2 separate regions of the Homo sapiens genome follow, and region 2 is linked to region 1. A link is a loop called in an ENCODE intact Hi-C map of the cell type or tissue named here. Cell type or tissue: GM12878. All regions are shown on one strand. Links, peaks and the distances in the headings refer to the core of each region. The heading gives the core; the rest is flanking DNA. Region 1 has its middle 48 kb from the start of LMO4. Region 2 overlaps LINC02801 (long intergenic non-protein coding RNA 2801).

Evidence for each region. A loop is a pair of places that touch in the nucleus more often than their neighbours do. Peaks named below come from ENCODE experiments on the same cell type or tissue, not always from the same donor. Only the 100,000 strongest peaks of a DNase experiment are listed, where the experiment ranks them.
Region 2: it touches region 1 in a loop (5-fold over the local background); 3 of 110 quality-filtered maps call a loop at or near these places.

Annotation. Positions count from the first base shown.
Region 1 is chr1:87,275,440-87,286,105 of GRCh38, reverse strand. No RefSeq gene overlaps it. Among named protein-coding and RNA genes, the nearest start is that of LMO4, 48 kb to the left of the region's middle. In GM12878, for the core only: a CTCF peak has its summit at 5,761; no DNase peak of the experiment used is centred there.
Region 2 is chr1:87,220,802-87,231,467 of GRCh38, reverse strand. All of the region lies in intron 2 of LINC02801 (long intergenic non-protein coding RNA 2801), which reads right to left. Among named protein-coding and RNA genes, the nearest start is that of LINC02801, 13 kb to the right of the region's middle. In GM12878, for the core only: no CTCF peak of the experiment used is centred there; a DNase peak (open chromatin) is centred at 5,394.

The DNA of each region.
Region 1 (10,666 bases), core at 1,403-9,402:
TTAGGGAAAAACTGAGGAAAACAGAACAAAGCATGGACTTCAGTTAATAAGAATGTATCAATACTGGATACTGGTTTATTAACATTATTATTATTATATTATTTTGAGACAGAGTTTCGCTGTTGTTGCCCAGACTGGAGGGCAATGGTGCCATCTCGGATCACTGCAAATTCTGCCTCCCGAGTTCAAGCGATTCTCCTGCCTCAGCCTCCCAAGTAGCTGGGATTACAGGCATGCACCACCAAGCCCAGCTAATTTTGTATTTTTAGTAGAGACAGGGTTTTCCCATGTTGGTCAGCCTGGTCTCGAACTCCTGACCTCAGGTGATCCACCTGCCTCGGCCTCCCAAAGTGCTGGGATTACAGGCGTGAGCCACTGCACCCGGCCCTGGATACTGGTTTATTAATAGCGACAAATGTGCTGTACCAATATAAGGTATTCATATGGGAAGCTTGGCATGGGATATATGGGAACCTTTTGTACTATCCTTTCAATAATTCTGTAAATCTAAAACCATCCCAAGACTAAGTTTATTTTTAAAAATAAAGGGAGATTCAAAATTGGAGGGCAACTAGCAATTAATTAGTTGTCCCACCCCACCTAGAAGCCATATCTTTCTCTTTGCACCTACAAATCCAAGAGATGTTCATGCTAGAGAGGACTTTCAAGGCCATTTGACTTATCTCTCAAGATGAAGAACAGAAAGCCTAAAGGTCCCATAGAAAGAGCTTGCGTCTTGCTGCCCAGCCAGCTGATGGGTAGAACCAGAAGCTAGATGGCTTGACAAGGGGCCAAGTGTTCTCTCCACCCCTCCACATTGCCTCCCAGTTTTCCAAATTCCATAGAAGATAGAAGTGGACTGGGGGGATATCTGTTAACTGTCTGGTGAAGGAGAAACCTCCACATAGTGGAAAGTGCTCTACCATTAACTGTCCTTTTAACAATAACGAGTCACTCCATCTCTCTGAGCAATAATTTCTTCACCTTGAAATGGAGATAGCGCTAACTGCCCTGCTTATCTTCACGGGACTGCTGTGAGACACGAACCCTATGTAAACGTCTGGCATTCCTATGTTGTAACAGACCAGCAGGGGCCTTTTGACATACTGAAGTTTTGTGACACAGTCCATCAGAATGGACCCAAATGCCATGTGTAGGCAGTATTATCTGTCTTTCAAAAATGGAATACAGAATCTGGTCATGGCACTTTTACTGTTTCTAATTCATTGCCGGAGGCTCTTTATTAGTAGGATGCTCCAGCGTCTCTCGGACACTGTCCTGCTCCCTGACCAACTGTTCAGGAGGTCCTTGCAGCCTCGTGTATCAGATCAGGAAAAATACAGAAGCCTGTTCAGTCCTCCATTGTTGCTTGGCTCCTTGTACCATACAGTGTTTCGACTGAGTGGCAGTGCTGCGTCATCTGTCACGTGAAAGTGATTCCCTAGGGAAAACTGCCTCACTGGTCCAGATCTCTGCACAGGCCTGGCAGGCTTCTCCATGAAAGGATGGTGCCATTTCCTCAGTGCTGGCTGCAGCCAAGAATATCCCACTTCTCTGCTCCCACCATGCAGCTCCCAACGCCCAGCTCTTCCCACTGGCATCCCTGGGTACTCATTAGCTGCAGAGGCACTGAGCTGGTGTTGGTTCCACTGTGTACTACCTCTGGGATCCAGAGCCACCTTCTCCCTTCCTTCCCAGGGCTCTACGTTTGCAGTTCAGTTGCTTTGTTTTTTTTTTTTTTCTCTTAAAGCTTAAACATCCAAAGTACTCTGCCCCCTTTTCTAAATGTTGAAGCTATTCACTTTCCCTATGATAGGCTGAGTTCCGTACCTCTAGGGCACCTTATACCCACTCTTTGGAGAGAAACCACCTTCAGCGACTCAAAGACATTTTAGCCATCTAAGACAGACTCCCCTACCCTTTGAGGGAGGTGGTGCTACTCTCAGTGATTTCCAGTGATTGAGGGTGTAACCCCTCAATGAAGAAAAGTGAGGAGAAGCTGATTGTACTATCTGGCAAGACATTTTGCTATAAACAAATAAAAAATAAAATTGAGTGCCTACAATGTCCCAGGTATTGTGTTTGGCATAGGTAATCAATCAGAAATCAATGAAATTTCTAGAAATTGTTCATAGAGATTGATAAGACACTGTCCCTGTCCTCAGAGAAGTTCAGAAACAGCTTAGGAGAGAAAGCAGACAGATGAGCACCATGCTGTTCACAAATATTATAAGAGGCAACTAGAGGACATGATGCCAACACAAAGGAGAAGCTCCAACCTGTCTTGCAGAAAACAGTCACCCACAACTAGTTTAGGTCTTCAAGGACCTCCTCGTGCCATGCCTTGGCATGGATAACCATCTGAGTATCAAGTAGAGGCACAGAAAGTGTGCACATCTCAATACTAACATCATGGAGAATAAACTTAATATGAAATCAGATAAGAAACACAAAGAAGGCAAGACTCTTATATTAGTCTGGATTCTTTTGGTTGTAAGTGACAGAAACTTGATTCAAACTAGTTTAGGCCACACTGGGATTCAGAATGATACTGGACCATAATCAGGAATAAGAGCAGGGACCCAGAAGCAACTTGAAAGTGAAGCTTAAACACCACCATGACTCTCTGTCATTCTTCTCAGAGGAAGGCTTCGCTGTCTTCCACAGACTGACTGCCTTCATGTGGTGGGGATCACAGCTCAGAAAGCCCCTGAATCCGGCATGCAGGGGCTGCTGCCATCAGAGGGAGAGAGGCAATCTTCTCTTGGTTCCAATTCAGAAAACCCCAGGGAAAGATTCTGATTGGCCTGTTTTCGATGGGTGTCCATCCCTAGACAAATAAACCATAGGCAGGGTTTGGGGAGAAGATAGGGTTGCGCTGCTTGGAAAAAGCCATGGCAACTCTTGTTGGTGTCAGTCCCAGAGATGGGGGAACTCTGAACCAAGAGCCACCCCAGCAGATATCTACTAATTCAATGCTCAGAACACTCGGGAGTGAAAGGTATCATTACTAAGAAATTGCACCCAGTTTTTTTTTTTAATCATTTCACAATTAAAACCTTAAACTAGCCCTAAAATACTGGCATAAATAGGCTAAATCTGTGTAACTACAAGCATATAGTAATACTTTCCTAATTATTTTCTAATCACCAGGAAGTTGACTAGGATAAATAAATATGAACTGCTTATGTGTGTCCAATATTTCGCTGAGCATTAAGGGGATCGTGTGGGAACAGGAGTTGGAAAAAGTAAGTTTCAATGCCTGCCTCAAGGAGCTTACCCACTACGGAAGTTACCTGGGACCAGAAATAGATCATGGAGATCATCTAGTCCACAGATATTTCCCTGAAAGTTCCTGAGAAGCCACCAAAGAGTTGGGGGAGGGGAGCTGGAGTGGTGGGGAGGGCGGATCATAATAGGTTGAGCTGATGAGTTCTGAGCTCCCGGTTCTTCTTCAGAATGTCTCCTGCTACATCTGCTCTGTATAGAGGCATATCACAAAAAATAGTGTTTGTAAAAAAGGTTTTTACTCCTTTAAAAGTGTTTGAACACTACAGATATAGTCCAGCTTCCTTATGTTGCTCCTGCAGATTTCAATGCCCAGATCTGCCTCTTACATGCATTTAATTGCCACATTTAAATAAGAACTGGCTGGCTAAGGCAGGCGTGGGTCTAGAGCCCTCTCCTCCTGACACCAGGCCACCACCGTTCTACCACCAAGCCTCACTTCACTTACATGAACAGCCAGATAAAACCATTGTCAAGAGGTCTCATGCAGAAATTCAAAGAAGAAAGATCCTTCTCTTGAGTCATTCACTATTCTACAGGGTAGTGAGTAGTATTGTATTAGGGTTCTCTAGAGGGACAGAACTAATAAGATAGGTGTATATATGAAGGGGAGTTTATTAAGGAGAATTGACTCAAAATCACAAGGTGAAATCCCACGATAGGCCTTCTGCAAGCTGAGGAGCAAGAATGGCAGTCGTGGCTCAGTCCCAATTCCAAAACCTTGAAAGTAGGGAAGCTGACAGTACAGCCTTCAGTCTGTGGCCGAAGGCCCAAGAGCCATTGCTGTAAGTCCAAAAGTCCAAGAGCCACAATTTTGGAGTCTGATGTTCGAGGGCAGGAAGCATCCAGCATGGGAGAAAGATGAAGGCCAGAAGACTCAGCAAGTTGGCATCTCCCACCTTCTGCCTGCTTTATCCTAGCCACACTGGCAGCTGATTGGATGGTTCGCACCCACATTAAGGGTGGGTCTGCCTCTCCCAGTCCACTGACTCAAATGTTCATCTCTTTTGGCAACACCCTCACAGACACACCCAGAAACAATACTTTGCATCCTTCAACCCAATCAAGTTGACGCTTAATATTAACCATCACTGTTATACTTTGTGGAAGGTGGGATAGGGGGAGAAGAGGAGAATAGAAGGGAGAAGAAAGCTGGCACGTCTGAGGCCTGCACCATGCAAGGTGTCAGGTGCTTGGCCTGTGTAGAAGAGCATGAAGTGAGACAGGAGCTGACAAGGAAGAATATAAAGGAGAAAGGAGTAGAGGAAAGAAGGATGGGAGAGGCAGGGGCCACACCAGCCAAGAAGTTCCAAGAATCACACTTAAAACAGATGTTTCTTCCTTTGTTTTTGTGTCACAGGTTTGAAATCCTCAAGTCACCTACTCAACATTTTCTCAGGAAATCATAATCAGACCCTTTAAAATTTGCTGTAACTGCAAATGCTTATATTCTAATAGCAAATGCTTATTGACAGTCATTGTGTGGCAGGCACTGCGCTCAGGGCCAGACAGAATATGGGCAGCTTGGGTTGGCTCACCGTTTGGTGTCACTACAAACCAATATCCTATTGACCAACAGTCGTTTTCTGAGGGTGAGAGAAACTGATTTTCTGTTAATATAATTCATATTCATCGATCTTGATGTTCAAAATAAGAGACTTATTTCATGTACTGAAACATTTTGACTTAATTAAAATTGCCTTCCATTTCACTTATTTCACTCTCACAACTGAATAGTGTTCTTTTCAAAGCATTAAGATAACATACTGATAGAGTTGTAAAATCTTGTTCAAATTTTGCTTAAAAATCTAATTTCTCTGACTTTCATGTTGACAGAATGTTTCCCGTGTTTTTGTTCTTGTTTTCTGTTATGATTCTTTAAAAGCAGACAACCCCGTTTGGGAAGCCTAGTATCAGGATTCTAATTTAGATAATAGCATAATTCTCCAGAATACAGCCATAAGCCCGGCATCATTTGGTTTTAGATTTTCAGCTGGCTATGACTTCCAGCTTCAGGCTGGGTGGTGGCAGAACCTGCATGTGTCCCATGCAACTCAGCCACACTGGCCAATCAGGATAGTTTTTTTCTCTATTCCAAGGGGCTGTCTATTCCGGCAGGACAGAGCCAATTCCATTTCGCCAGGATGACGTGTAGACACCTGAGTTACTGGCACCATGTTTATAATTTATTCCTGGGGTATTTGGTCTCCCTTCAGCATGGACCCATAGACCCTCAGGCAGCTGCCCTGATGGCCAGCTCTTAATCTGGCTTTGACTGTGCCAGCTGTTCACATGCATTTAATCCTCACAACAATGGTAAGAAAATAAGTATTATTATACCCATTTTACAGATTAATAAATTGAAGCTGAGAGTGATTAAGTAACAAACTAACTGGAAAACAGTAGAGTCAGGGTTTGAACCAGAATATGTCATTTCAAAGCTCATGCTCTTACAGTATACACGACTCTATACTGACACCTCTTGGTAAGTTAAGTACATCTTTCACTTATATTCCTATTTTAGAGTTTCTGCCAAAATTGCTGTTTTTAACTTGAGACCTACAAAGTCAACAGCATTGACTTTGGGTCACTAGCTCTGTCAGTTCTACCAAGACAGCAGTGTGTGGCGTAGTAGTAGTAAGAGCCCAGGACTAGGAGGCCTAGTCTATGGGTCACAAGGCCTAACACATAGTAGGTGCTTTGTGTAGAATTATGAAGCACAAGTCACCTGTGTACATTTGATTATGACTTTCTTCTGAGTATTTAAGAGACCACTTTAATTAAAGATCCTGCAGTTTATACCTGCATCACAAGGGTTGTAAAACACTGTAGTGTAGCATCAAAAACTACCACCATTTACTGAAAACGTATTAAACTTCCTACATAGTACAGGAACTGAGGAGCAAGGAGAGTGTAGGAGACTTTTGCTCAAAGTAGCCTCTGCCTCTAACTGCTATTTTATTCAACTTGTCTTCCCTTCTAACTTTGTCCCAGAAAAATCTCTAGGGAAATGAAATTAAGCTGTTTCCCAGATTTACTTTTCAAAATTAGTCCTGGGCTGGCCTTCAACACTGCAAACACATTCTGTGTAGTCACAAGGGAGGACTGCATTGAATTCTTGGACCAACTATGAAGCTCTGGGGGCCAGACAAGCTGAACAGGCTCAAGAAAAACACAGAGTGGGTGTTTTGTGCTAATTACTGCCCACCACGCTGGTCTGTCCAGGGGCGGAAGCCTCTTTCCTGTGCCCTTTTGTTTGTCCTTGCCCTTTCCTGCTATTAGAAATAATATCTGTTTTCTGCCTGTGCTTGGGTTTTGGGCTGGGTAACTGTTACCCACAGTAACTAAATCAGGCCATAGTTTTGCACAAATACCCAGGGACCATCATCAGAATTAGGGCAGTTTCCCAATCTAAATGGTCCTCCTTCACAGAGGTGGGAGGTGGCGTGGTTTTTCTTGACACATGGGCTGCCTGCTGTGGTTAGTCACCCTGTCTGAGGGCCCATCTGTAAAAGCTAGACATCGTCAAGGACTTGGCTTCATCATTTTCTTGGGACGAAGAAATTCAATTTTAAATCTGCATATTCATCATTCTGGAGAAATAAACACAGTGTGAAACTAACTAAAATATTTAATAGTCAACATTTAATAATTCCCCAATCATATGTGGAATGAGATTTCATTCTCAGGAATTGTAACACTCATACATATGTAATTATACAGGCAGTATTCAAGAAAGCTATCTTTCTTTCCCATAATAGATTTTCTTTCATTCTATGTGAGTTTTCAACAGATTGGCCCCAAGAGGAAAATACCGCCTACTCTGTCCTTTCCTTACAGTGCTGAGGTCATGGTGTTTTAAGCATTACTGGAATTTCCTTTGTATCCAAGTCTTTCTTATCTTCTCATCCTTAAAGTCATCTTTTCACTGACATTCTCTCTCAACACAAACAAAGCAACAACAACAATTTTTTAGCAGAAAATATCTACATAAATTCGGATTTTGTTCAGGTAAGAATTACTCCAGAGGGAAGTCCTCATCTGACACCAGTCCTCTGCTTTTTCTTAGCCATAGAAAGATGCTCAGCTCTGGGCAAATGTAATCTCCTGGTGCCCATGGTGAGGAGGTGTTGAGGGAGCAAATTTTAGGAGTCTGATATCAGTGACCGTTTTGCCAGTAAAATTGTGGATTTCAACACATCTTCTTTTATAAATGTTTAACACAGGGGAGATTTAGAGGGACTGTTTGTGGTCAACTTTTGTAGAGTCTATCCATAAATGCCATTTATTTTTCATCACACAAGAAATTAACAAAATCTAAACCAATCCCTCCTGCAAAGACATTATTCAGTGGTAACAAGTCCCGATATGAAGAATTTGGGTTTCCTTCTGTCTAATCATATGGCCATTTTCCCAACTGTTTCACACATGCTAATGGAGTGTGACAAGTAAAACACATTTGGCTCAGTGTAGGGTCCAACATGAGATGGCTTCACAATGACAAAGCTTCTGATCATTTTTCCCCTAATCTACCACTGCTTTGGGGAGTTGGTGTCTTCCCTGTCATGAGTGATTTCAGTGCACTGATCAGGGTAGACTTGACAGATTCTTTATCAATGTCAAATGCCTTTTGTGGTTAAGTCCAGTAACGCTAAAACAAAACGCCTCATAGATATTAGATATATGGTGGCATTACGGAATTCTCTTGCAGGCAATATTTTTTGGTCAACCTATGAAAAGAAAAATGGAGCGCAAGCTAAAAAGCAAAGGAAGATGCAGTAGAAGTCCTGACAGTTATTTCCATGGAAAACAGACAATGTGAATGACGTGGGGCCAATCGCCCTTCCCCTCTTTTATTCATGTTAAAATAGAACAAAGAGAAATTGCCAACAAAGAAAGCAATGATCTAGGAGGAGGGGACTGAATCTCATCCACTCTCCCAATATTTAACTTTAGTGCAAACTGCCTTAGAAAAAGTAGAATCCAAGAATCTCTGAGCAAAATTGTCTGGGAGATATTGAGTGGTGTTTTCTTTTGGCAAGAAGGGTTTGCAATGCCATCCCTGTGCCTTTCTAGCAGTACAGCCATGACAATTGTATTATGGAGAATACTCTCTTCTTCAGTTCATAACAATGGTTATTCCACGGGCAGATTATTAAGGAATCCCTCACAGGTGCACACTGTGAGGCCTACATGTATATGTGAGAAAGATACCAACCACCCCTGCACTCCCCATCCAAAATAAATAAAATATCCCAACCACTTGCTGAATCTGAATTGTGCTAATCTAAAATTTCAGATTGCCACTCTCAGAATAACATGGACTCCAGGAAGCTTCATTTGCCTTTTTAGAAACCCCAAAGCCAAGGACAACAAAATTCTCATCAAAGCCACAAACGAACAGTGGAAAGAATTACTCCAAGTGCTGGGTGCTAACCTGAAATTGTTATGTGTTACACTATCAAACTGGTAAATTAATATGAACAAACAAGCCATACGACACACCCTGAGTCCTCGCCTTCAGATGCTCTTCTTCTGTTTTATACAGTTAAAGGCTGAAGCTATTTCAATATTTTATATGATTTTTTCTTTTTTTTGTACTAATTTAGAAAGTTGGTACTTTAATGTAATTGAACTCACTGAAGCTAAAAATGTCCAGACCTTCTTAATAAGGTAGCTTCCAATATTAAACTTTGGGGTCTGTTTTCCTCCCAAGCAGGCACTTAATTCCCATTAGCACTAATGGCAAGTGTGCACAAACATTGAGTAGGAAATATATATCTCTTTGTCTCTTTGTACTGAGGTCCAAGAAGGGAAAAAAAGAAAGCAAGAAAAAAAAACAACAACTTTGAGATTGGATAAAAGAAGTAGAGCTGTAGATTCATTTACAAAGATGAAATTAATGCCTAGCACCCCCAAATTTCAGGGAGAACACATCTTTAATAAGCAAGATGAGGAGAAAATTTCTAAATCATTTCAAATAATACCCAAGCCATGCTTTTCTGAGAAGCCTGTTTCCCCTCCATCCCCAGCATATACATTAAACCCATTTTGCCCTTGTTATGTACATAATGATTCTAGACAACATAAGAAGATTTCATGATTTTTTCTTATCATTTTTACTTATCTACCAGTGAGCCAATTTATGCAGCTTAAACCATTGCTAAACAAGATGCATCAAAAATTGTCTGTAATCATTACAAATAATAGCACAGAATGTTCACAAGAAGCTGTTTTCTTATCATATTTTCATTAAAACATCTTTTCACCTGCTTTGCTTTTCCCATGTCTGGAACCTGTGTTGTAATCAGTCTTATTAACTGGGAACATAAATATGATTTATTATGGTCTGATAATGGAAGCTACGTGGACCCAGAGAAGGGCTATATTGTCCTTTGATAAAATGGCTCTTTTCTCTCAAATGGAGAACTCTATCATGAGAACATGCAGAATGTAGTGAGTGATTATTTCCTCAGGGTGAGTGATGGAAAAGCCCAACAGAAAATCTTCTTGTTGACCACGACAGCCTCAGAGGGTCCCCAAACCTCTCTGAGTTTGACAACCTGCAGACACTTTTGATGAACTGTATTCTTCTGTCAGAGACAGCCTGTCTGGGAGGAGAAAAGAGACCTTTATCGTCTGATCGGCTATTATTGTCTTGATCTTTTATAAGCAATCTCTAATGCACATGAATATAATATCCTTTCACACAAGTGCCAAGCATAATAGAAATGTAGTTAAAGGACCCTCTCCCTGGTTATGTAAATGTCCTTACACCAAAATTAAGAGAGATGGTTTGTGACTGATAGAAGAAGGAAAGAGTAATCAAGCTGTTTTAGCATTCTCTTCCTATATTAAAGACTTCAACCCAGGATAAACAGCATTTACGGTAGATATAAGGAACCAGGTTATTTTGAAGGCTTTGCCCAAAAGGAAAAAATAGTTTTGAATATGATATTAGTGTTATATTTTTATTAAACATGCAAATGGAAGCTGGTTTTTAGCCAAGAGAGATTACTATGCTGATATAACTTAGAAGAAAATGAGTATGTTTCTCAAAATCCCTGTCTGTGGCTTACAGCGAAAACAAAGACCTATTAATAAGGAATGGACTTGCACAAATAGGTCCTCAAGTCCAAATAAAGTTCTCCAATAAATTTCCCTCTTATCCATTTCCAGGAGCCTAAATATAGCAAAAATATATATATTTTTTCAATTAACAAATATATTTACAGGCAAAATGCCTACAATTATTGGGCAATTAAATTCACTTTTTACATGACCCCTGGGAACCATCTCCATTTCTGAACTGTGAAGGATAGTTCTAGATGGTATTTGTTTGGATCTGGTGGCAAAACTTTTCTGACCTTCCAGATAA
Region 2 (10,666 bases), core at 1,729-9,728, 55 kb after region 1:
GCACTCGAACCCGGGAGGCGGAGGTTGCAGTGAGCCAAGATCAGGCCATTGCACTCCAGCCTGGCAACAGAGCAAGATTCCATCTCAAGAAAAAAAAAAAAAAAAAAAAAGAATGAGCTGGAAAGATAGGAGCTGGGGGCCAAGAGTGGGGCAGTAATTTGAGAGTATAGAACAGCTGCCAGGGTTGGTAATGGAAGGGCACAGGAGTAAGTGGCTGGGGTAGGGTCAGACAGTTGAGAAACCCATCTGGGCGAGCCATGCTAGAGGTAAAGATTCACAGGTCCCGGGTGTTTGAAACCTTGTTGTGCTTGTGAGTTGCAGAGAGAGAGTACAGAGGGAGGAGAGAGAAGGGTTGAGCTCAGAGCCCTGGGAGGACAATGTTGGACAGAGAGGAGGCCCAGCAGGGAGGAGGTAAATAGGCAAAAATGCACACCACTGTCCTGGTAGTCAACAGAGAAACAGTCTGAAAAAGGAAATGCATGGCGGGCAGAGTCAGAGTCCTCAGAAAGGTCAGATCAGGTAAGGACCAAACATTGTCTATCAGATTTGGCAATTAATCCACTTCATTAGTGGATTCAGGAGCAGCTGGTGGAGTGAGGCGTGAAGGAGAGGTGAAGAAATGGAGCCAGCAAGTGTGGACCTCATTCTCTCTGAAGCAGCTCAGAAGCAAGTCCAGACAGTAGTGAAACTACATCTGATAGTTAGTCCCCTATGGCTATAAGCTGAGCCTACTGACAGAACCTTTCCTGGAAATGCAGAATGAAAAGAGAAAATACAAAAATGACTTCATTGCTTTAAATCATGCAGATCTGTATGCACACATCTGTAAAACACTGTTGTCAAGACAACTGACAAACCCTGGAAAACCAATCCCTCACTTCATTCATCCATCACCTAGTTCTGTGCCGGTGGTGCCTGCCTTTTTCTCTGTTGCCATAGATAACCTTAATTTAGATGAGAACCTGCTCATTTAAGACACAGTGAAACCATGATCATTTTTGGATTGGATTATTGCCCATTTGAGAAAGTGGTTACTGAAGAGGACCTGTGATTGTGCATGAAATGCAGGGATGACAATGACCCTACATATCAGACAGCCAAGTCGCAGTGCTAACTGGGACACAGAGGACCTGAAGATCTCAGCCATTCATTAAAGCAAACATCCTATAAAGCCCTACTAGTCACTTATTAGAGAAAACGGGAGTGAAAGTTATGAACCACCTACTTCACAGGATTGTTGGAGAATATATTGTGAAGAGCTACAAAGTATCCTAAGGGAAATCAAGGCCTTATACATGATATTTGAGTTATTCTAGCTGTTATGAAACCTTCCTGGGTACTGGCTGGGTTTAAACTATAAATAAAGAAAACATCATATTTCACTTAAGTTACTGACAAGGCATATAGTAATAGGGTGACTTCAAGATATCCAGTGGAATAACCCTCTGAGTTTATGTTATAATAAACACAATCATTAATGTTAGGCCTAAGTCTTGGATAGACAAGGACCCCTAAAAACTGAAGTAGTTAAAAACTAACACAGGAATAGAAAGCCAAACACTGCATGCTCTCACGCTTAAGTGGGAGCTGAATAATGAAAACACATGGACACAGGGAGGGGAACAACACACACCAGGGCCTATCAGGGGGCGGGGGAGGGAGAGCATCAGGGTAAATAGCTAATGCATGCTGGGCTTAATACCTAGGTGATGGCTTGATAGATGCAGCAAACCACCATGGCACACGTTTACCTATGTAACAAACCTGCATGTCCTGCACATATATCCTGAAACTTTAAATTAAATAAAAAAAAAAAAAGAAAGAAAGAAACTACCTCAGTATCCCAGGTCAGCTCTGCAAGGTCTTCAAATGTGCTCTAGCAGCAATTCCTTTTTTTGGTGGGGGGGGTGGGTGGAGAACAAAGTCATTATCTGACCATTCTGGGGGCCAGAAGTTCAAGATGCCTCTTTTAATCAAGGAAGCTTTGCCTGTCCCTGCCCCCAATTAAGAAAATACCTCCCTGATCACTGATTCCTTTTTACCCCCTTTTTTTTTTTCCAAGCAACACAGAATCTTGGGCTCCTGAGGACTGGTGAACTCCTCTGGAGACATCTGAAGCCATAGCCTGGCTGCTGTGCCAGGTTAAACCTTGGGAAACCTTCCCCTCAGCCAGGCTTGGGCCCTGGGCATCCTGTGGCAAGGCTGTACCTCAGCCCCAGTGTCTACCCTCTTCCCATCTCTTTCTCCTCTCCCTCTACCATCACTGTCATCTGCCCTATCCTGGAGCACCTCTAACTTTCACTGATCCCCTCATTGCTCAGGATTCATATTGTTAAAAAGAGCGACCATCATGAGTGTCCTTCAAGAACATTGTTAACTCACATGTATATAGTGCATTATAATTAATAGCAAGCACTCCCATAAATTGTTTCATTTGAACCTCAGAGCAAACCCATGAGAGGGAAAGGATTAGTAGTAATACCTCCATGCTACAGTTGGGGGGACCGAGGCTTAGTGAGGCCAAAGTCACACATTATTCTATATTAGTTTCCCCTGGCTGTTGTAACAAATTACCACCAACTTGGTGGCTTAAAACAACACAAACTTATTCTTGTATAGTGAGGGGTTACCTTTTTTCCCTGTATCATCATCACACGGCCTTCTTCCTCTTCTGTAGTCAAATCTCTGCCACACTCGTGATTTCATTTAGAACCTACCTGATCACTCAAGACAATCTCCCCCATCTCAAGATCCCTGACTTAAACACATCTGCAAAGCCTCTTTTACCATATAAGATTCCAGAGATTAGAAGTTAATGTGTCTGGGGACCATTACTCAGGTTACCACACGCGTCAAATTTGTAGCAAGAGTTCTACGTTCCCTGTTGAAGCATTTCCACTCATTTTCTTTCTCTTTGGAATTTGCAGTCATCACAAAGTTGCTACTTTTTCAGTTAAGTTCCTGGTCAAGGGCTGAGCAAGTGACCCCTCCAAGCATGCTTCTGCAGTCAGATCACCAAATCATGCGGACAAAGTGAGCCTCATGGTGACGGGCATCACCCTGAAGTGGCCCCATAGGCTGCACAGTGCTTTCACGGTTCTACATCTTAGCCTTCAGTCCCCTCTGCCCAGGCACATCTTTCTCTTTTGTCTTTTCTCCCATTGAGTCTCATGCCCTTTTCTACCCCCAATCCTCCTCAACTGGACCCTATGGGCTGCTTCTCCATTTCACCAGGGCGGACACATTTAGTATCCTCTGCAGTTGTCACTGACATTCTGTTTACTCCCTGGAAGGCCTAGTTATTAATGGCACTTTCACCCTTTCATTGCAAATTGCAAAGACCTTCCCCAGGCCCCCAGATGGCCCCTCAGAGAAGACGCTCTGATTCACAACAACAAAATAAAGCAAGACCCAGCTCTTCTTTGGGAAGCTAATTTAAAATCCCCTTGTTCCTCTTTAGCCCCTATCAGTTTTTCTTTCATATAACCACCAAGATTAAAATATAAAGTATATTTTGCTGAGAATCCAACTGTCTCAGGTGGGGGCAGGACCATGCCTGCTGGCTGAAAGGGGCTGCTCCAGGAGCTCTGTGAGACAGCTGGCAGAGGTGGCCTCAGACTGCCGAGCTGTTCCCACAAGGGTCCTCCAGCAGGCAACCTACTCAGCACCCTCCATATCCTTCCAGGGCCACCCATCACCTAGTACCGGGCCCATCCATGGGGAGGGGACATTGTCTCTATTGGATAGATGAGAAGATAGTAGAAACGGTCCAATATCACACCCCTGTAAGTGCCAGAACCAGGGCCAGAAGCTAAATCCATTTAACTCCAGTGACAACAGTGAGTAAAATCTGGAGGCAAATTCCATGAATATGTGTCTTCTCCAACCACCATTGCAGAGATCTACTTTTGGGATTTGATGCATTCCCAAACAGAGACATGAGTTAACCAGAATAGGTGAGCAAGAAATAAAACTAGACATGAAGAAGATATTCACAGTCTGCCTCCTCTTATCTCAAGTGTTCATTTTATACAATTACACTTGTTACCTGATAAATTTAGGTTATACACATTTTAAAAATCCTCCTCTTTCCCTTCATCCTGAACCTGCACCTCCCAACCCTTCAAAAATTTGTCTTAGGTTGAAAATATGGATTTCTTTTTTTTTTTTTAATTTGTTTTCCACTCAGGTCTTGGGCCACAAGATTGGAACCTAGTCATAGAAGGCTTCCCAGCTGTGTGTACACATTGCTTCCATCTTTTTTTTCCTTTTTACCTTTGGACACGTGCTTCAGAAAGCCCATCTGGGTCTTTGTGCTCACCTGGGTTCATATTTGTGGACCGTTTCCACGGCTTTGTCAATTTTCTGTGAATAACAGAGTGTTGTGCATAACAGCAATGGGTCATTAGTCCAATTAAGTCTGCAGCCATTTCAATGGCTTCTGTAGGAGGAGATGGAACACAATATGTAATTTCAGCTTTTCTTGTGATGGTTTTCAATCCTTCCATGAACTAAATCATTATATCAGTTTTTTATTTTTTTTTATATGTCCCATTAAACTACAGAACTGGAACATACTTGTGAATGGTTTCTTTCTGCTTTAACTCAAGGAGTTCCTGACATAACAAAAACTGGTAATTAACTGGCTCAGAGACTTTTACAATAGCCTCTTTAAATAAGTTCCAGCATGCAGCCTCGCCATCCCACTCCACACTGCTGATAGCGCCGCAACGCACCCTCTATTAAACCAGCTATCACTCCTGCCGTCAGCTCCCTCACTCTCCGCCACGCTGTTGTTCTGCCTGGAAATGCCCACCTCTCTCCAGTTTCCCTCCTTAGTGAAGTCATCCCTTGATGTGGGACTCCTCCCTCTCTGTTCTCAGCCAAGCCCTTTCTTCACTCCCTGAGAATTCAACCTCAATAGCATCAGCATCACAGGGCCAGGGCTTCTGAGGTTCATTTTAAATGTAGATGATGCAAGGATTCAGTCCAGAAGAATGTCCAGAGGAATGTCACCCTGGCTCTCAGCCACACGCTGTGAACCCTGATCTGCTACTCCACTTCCGCTTTCTACTACCAGCCTCAGCAAGGAAAGCCCCAGTTTCTTTCTGGAAATAATCCAGTCAGTTCAACAGATTACCACAAAAGCCCCTTCCTGATCTTCCTGCTCCCAAACTTGCCCACCCCACCTACAGCTCCTTTTCCACAAAGCAGCCGTAGTGCTCTTTGAAAATGCAGCATTTCTCCCTAAGGTTTTCATTGCCCTTGGAATAAACCTAATTCCTTACCAGGGCCAGGGTCATCTCTGAACACTCTCCTCATGCTCACTGTGTTCCTACCTCCCTTCTGCTCCTCAAAGCCAAGCCAGCGTAGCTCTGGGGCCTTTGCATCAGCTGCACCCTGGGCCTGCAGTGCCAATTTGCATATGTCTGGTTCCCTCTTGCCTCAGGTCTCCACTCAGCAGTCATCTCCTCTGGGAGCCCTTCCTTCACCACCACCACCACACACACACACACACACACACACACACACACACACACACACACCACAAACCACTGTATCCCTGTATTCTATTATTTACTTTTATTTTTAATAACAATCTCACTCTACAATTATTGCTACAATCCTTTGCCTATCTGTACCTGTGTTTCACCCATAGAATGTAAGCCCCTTGAGAGCAGAGACCATTTGTCTTGCTTGTGTCACATCTGCATCTGCATTTGGCACACAATAGATGCTCAGGAAATATTTCTCGAATGAAGGGTTTTGTAACAGGAGCTGTACGATGCGCAGAAACTCCACCAATGACCAAGACCCCCCCACCTTGGGCTCCACAGCCTAGAGGGGTAAGCAGATAAGAAAATATTATCTGAACTCAAGTACACTTTAGAAGTGCAATGGGGATGCACTGTGGTGGTGAGCTGTACAGGGCCTTGGGGGAGCAGAGCTCTGCCCTTATGTTAAACCACCAAGGTGTGTGTAGATCAAGGATAGGTGATCTTTGGCAGAGGTTTGGTACTGAAACAAAGTGACTGAAGTTAAACAACAAACACCAAACACCAAACTGAAATGAAGGCAGTTCCTGGTTAAATACACCAACTCTGTTAATAACTCACCCTGCTGTGCAAATTTATTAAAGCAGTCTCCAAATAAACAAGTCCTAAAACTAATCAGGAAGTGGAAAAACATAAAAATAATCCCCAGCCCACAACACACAACCATGAAAACAAGAAATAAAGAAAAATCTTCTATATAAAACCCGCGGGGCCAAACTCTGTCCTCAATTAGTGGTGCCGGCTGCCAGCTGAAGTCAATGGAGGTTTTCAGTCCAATAATAGAGGCAAGATTCGGGGCCCACGATGCATTTCATTTACTTTTGGGTAATAAACCAGGAATGTCAAGTAGATGTGCGTGGGCTTCGATGACATGAAACTTAAACCTAACAGCACTATCCTCCATGTTGAGATCCACTGGAGCTCAGGGCAGCCAAGGAGGTTCTACAGTGTTTGTGAAGAGACAACTTGCGTGGGTTGTGCTAGGCATCACTAGGAGGAGGGAACTCGTCTGGCCAGGCCTACACCCTGCCCAGGACTGGCTGCATAATTTGTGGGCCCCAGTGCAAAATGAAAATAACTCCTTGTTCAAAAATAATTAAGAAGTTCAAGATGTTAACAACAGAACATTAAACCAAGTCCAAGGCCCTTCTGAGCACAGAGTCCTATACAGTTGCATAGTTTGGACACTTATGGAGCCAGCCCTGAGTAGGAAAAATTCTGGAACACAAGCTTGGGCTCAGATTTAGAGCTCTGCATCAGTGTCACAGCTGACAATTTTTAAGCACTTCCTATGTTACCAGGAACTGTTCTAAGTGCTTTACCCATATTAACTCACTGATGCCTCACAGCAAGCCCATGCAAAAAGAAGTCCAAGTAGCCCCATTATATATTGAACAAATTGAGCTGCCCAAGGTCATACAGCTTGTAAGTGGCTGAGCCAAGATTCAAACCCACATGATCTAGCTGTTAGCCACCTTCTACTGCTTGTTAGCAGTAGTCATGTTAACTGTGTTAGTCACTCGACACGTCATTGTGTTTCTCTCATTCTAACAAGCCTCTTACTCATATCTCATGAGATTCATTTCCATCACAACCAAGGACTGTCTGAATTAAATTATCCACTTTGTGGCTTGCTACTTGTGTGACTTTGAATCAGTTCTTTGGCCACTCTAAGTTCAAATTTCCTCATCTGAATAAAAGAGATTAAAATAGTACTGATCTCATGATTGAGTTTGTTGAAGGAAAATGCCAGGTGAATAGGCAGTACTCAATAAAATGTTAGCTCCTGCTATTGCTATTATTGTTTGCAAACCTTAAATAGATCTTAAGCTGACTGTAATAAAATAATAGTTACCATGTATTGAAACTTATCATATACCAGGAAATTTACATAGATCATATCATATATTACTACAAACCTAATGAAGGACACCAAGATAACTAAATAGGGAAAGAATATTCTTTTTAACAAATGATGCCAGGACAATGACATATCCATATATGTACAAAATAATAAAGGTAGACCCCTTCCTCACACCATATACAAAAATTCAAAATGGATTATAGACCTAAATGTAAGAATCAAACTATGAAACTCTTAGAGAAAAACATAGGACTGAATCTTTATAATCTTGGGCTAGGCAATGGTTTCTTATACAGGGCACAAAAAGTACAAGCTACAAAAGGAAAAAACAGAAAAATTGAACTTCAACAAAATTTTGAAATTTTGGGCAACAGAGGACACCATTAGGAAAGTGAAGAGAACCCATAAAATAGGAGGAAATACTTGCAAATCATATATTTGATGAGGAAATTGTATCCAGAATATAAATAATTCTTATAACTCAACAATAGAAAGACAACCCAATTAAAAATTAGCAAAGAATTTTAATAGACATTTCTCCAAAGAAAATATACAAATGGCCAATAAGCACGCAAAAGATCTTCAATATCATTTGTTGTTAAAGAAATGCAAATAAAAATCATAATGTGATACCACTTCACACCAAGATGGCTAAAATCAAAAGGACAGAATACAACAAATTTTGTCAAGGATGTGAAGAAATGGAAACTCTTATTTATTGTTGGCGGGACTATAAATGGTACAACTGCTTTGGAAAATAATTAGATAGGTTCTCAAAAAGTTAAACATACAATTACCTTCAGTTCCAGCAATTCCACTTTTAGGCATATACCCAAGAGATTTGAAGATAGATAATTCAATACAAAAGCTTGTATACAAATGTTCATGGCAGCATTATCCATAATTGCCAAAGAAAACCCAAATGTCCATACACTGATGAATAGATAAACAAAATATGGTATATTCATACAATGAAATATTACTCAGCAATAAAAAGGAATGAAGTACTGATACATGTAAAAGATTGGATGAATCTTAAAAACATTATGTTAAGTAAAAGAAGCCAGTCACAAAAACCACATACTGTATGGTTTCTTTTACATGAAATGTCTAGCATAGACAAATCCAGAGAAACTGAAATAAGTGGTTGCTGGGAGGGATAGGGGAAAGGAGGAATGGAGAGTGACTATTAATGGGTATGAGTTTCTTATGGGGGTGATGAAAATATTCTGGAATTAGATAGTGGCAATTGTTGCATGACTCTAAATATACTAAAAAATCACTGACTGAAATCACTTTAAAAGGGTGAAATGTTATATAGTATGTAAATTATATCTTGAAGAAGCTGTTATGAACAACAAAACCCCCAAATCCTAATAAGGTAGGTTTCATTTTCCCTGTTTGGTAGACAACGAACTGAGATTCAAAGTGGGTAAGAAACTTTCTTAAGGTCAAAGAGCAAGGCAATAGGAGCTACTATTGAAACCTACATGCATCTCATTTCCACATCTACGCCCTTCATTAAACTGCTTCCAAAGCTCTGATAACAACAACAACAACAACAAAAAATCCTTCTCAAAACAAGAAAGAGGTTCCAGCCACATTTGGTTTAGATCTGAGGTCACTTAATTCAAGCCTCATTTTCTCAAGTCCTTTACCGCCAGCTTGATCCTAGGCCCCGGGCAGATGGGTGTGTGGTGAGACACATGGGAAGCCTATGAAAGGTCATAAACTTATGTCAGTCTGGCCACTGACCCAGACTGTGGCCTACTGGCTCTGATGGAGAAGTCTATCCCAAAAATCAATAGTAATGGCAGTGGCTCAATTCAATTGCTCACGAATCCCCATCCATCATTAGGACAGCAGAATGGCAATGCTGGCCTTGCTAGGACCTAGTCTTTCACATTTACAGGCTTCATGCAAGTAGATGGCCCTTTCACCCTTAATGATTCCCTATGTCAGAGCACTGACACGTCTCCTAAAGCAATACTCAATATTTACTCCTATTATTATACATTGTATTTACTATGACCTGTATATCATAATTATCCACTGACCTGTCTTCTTCTACTCCCTCTTCAGTGAGATTCTTAAAGAAAGGACTGTGTTTCATTCATTTAAAAATTTTCCACACCATAGAAACTTCCCATCACGTATTAACAAAAGTTCTAGTACCATTTCCTATGTGTATACTGTATACTTGCTGAGTGTCAGGCTCTAGCCTAAAGTTTTATGACAGTGATCATATTTGATTCTCCCAACAACTCTATGAGGTAGAGACTATCACAATCCTGATTTTACAGCTAGTAAATGGCAGCCCAATAAATCTCCTTAAACTTCTGTGAACCGTATTCTTGGTCAGTATAAACGCTATTCTTTCTGGGTCACTCCATAAAGACATGGGATATGTTTTCATTGATTCAGATCTTGCTGTATATGTACACCCTTAGCAAACATAGATGCTGGGCAGGGTGGTACCGACTGGGACATGACAGGCAGACAGCCCTGTCTTGGATCTGATCATAAACATCACGCCAGGGGTCAGCTGCCTAAATTCCAATCTTTCCATTCAGAAGGCAAGTTTATACAATTGCATACTTGAGAATTACCTCCATTAGAATTTGTTACTACACTAACGCAAAGTGAGAAATGGTATTGTGTTTTTAAAGTCCGAGTAATTTTGTTGAATGCCTTTATTCCCATTTTGGAGAGAGATTGGAATGTTTTCCCACCATGTGGGGCTATTTTACTGACTAAGGGCTGTGGCACCCACAGTCTGATGGTTTGTAACAATTTTCTGGGGTTTAGGAAATCACCTTCAGTGACTAAGTCAAGCCATTAAAAAATGGGACTATTCCTCTATTCACAACTGGCTGAAGAATTTCAGGTGTTTTACTCACATCCCAAGCATTCATAATGTCAGTGTTTAAAACCAGCTTTTCCAGTCAAAACCCTCAGCCAGGACTTGAAAGGGGATCTCAAGTTCTCTCTTTGTGATGTCAGCCATTGCAGGATTCTCACACCTTTATCAACTCTCCACAGCACTCCTAAAGGCCCTTTTTAATGGGCCTTCTGCTTCAACTTCACACTCAGGGACAGAATTTAAGACATGGGTTCTCACTAGGTGTACCTGTGAACACTGAATAAGGCATGAAATATCCCTGTGGCCACCTTCTGCTGTCTTGGCCTAAAACTCCATCTTAGCTCATCGTTTGTGCCACGTGCAACGAGGTCACCCACACTTTGC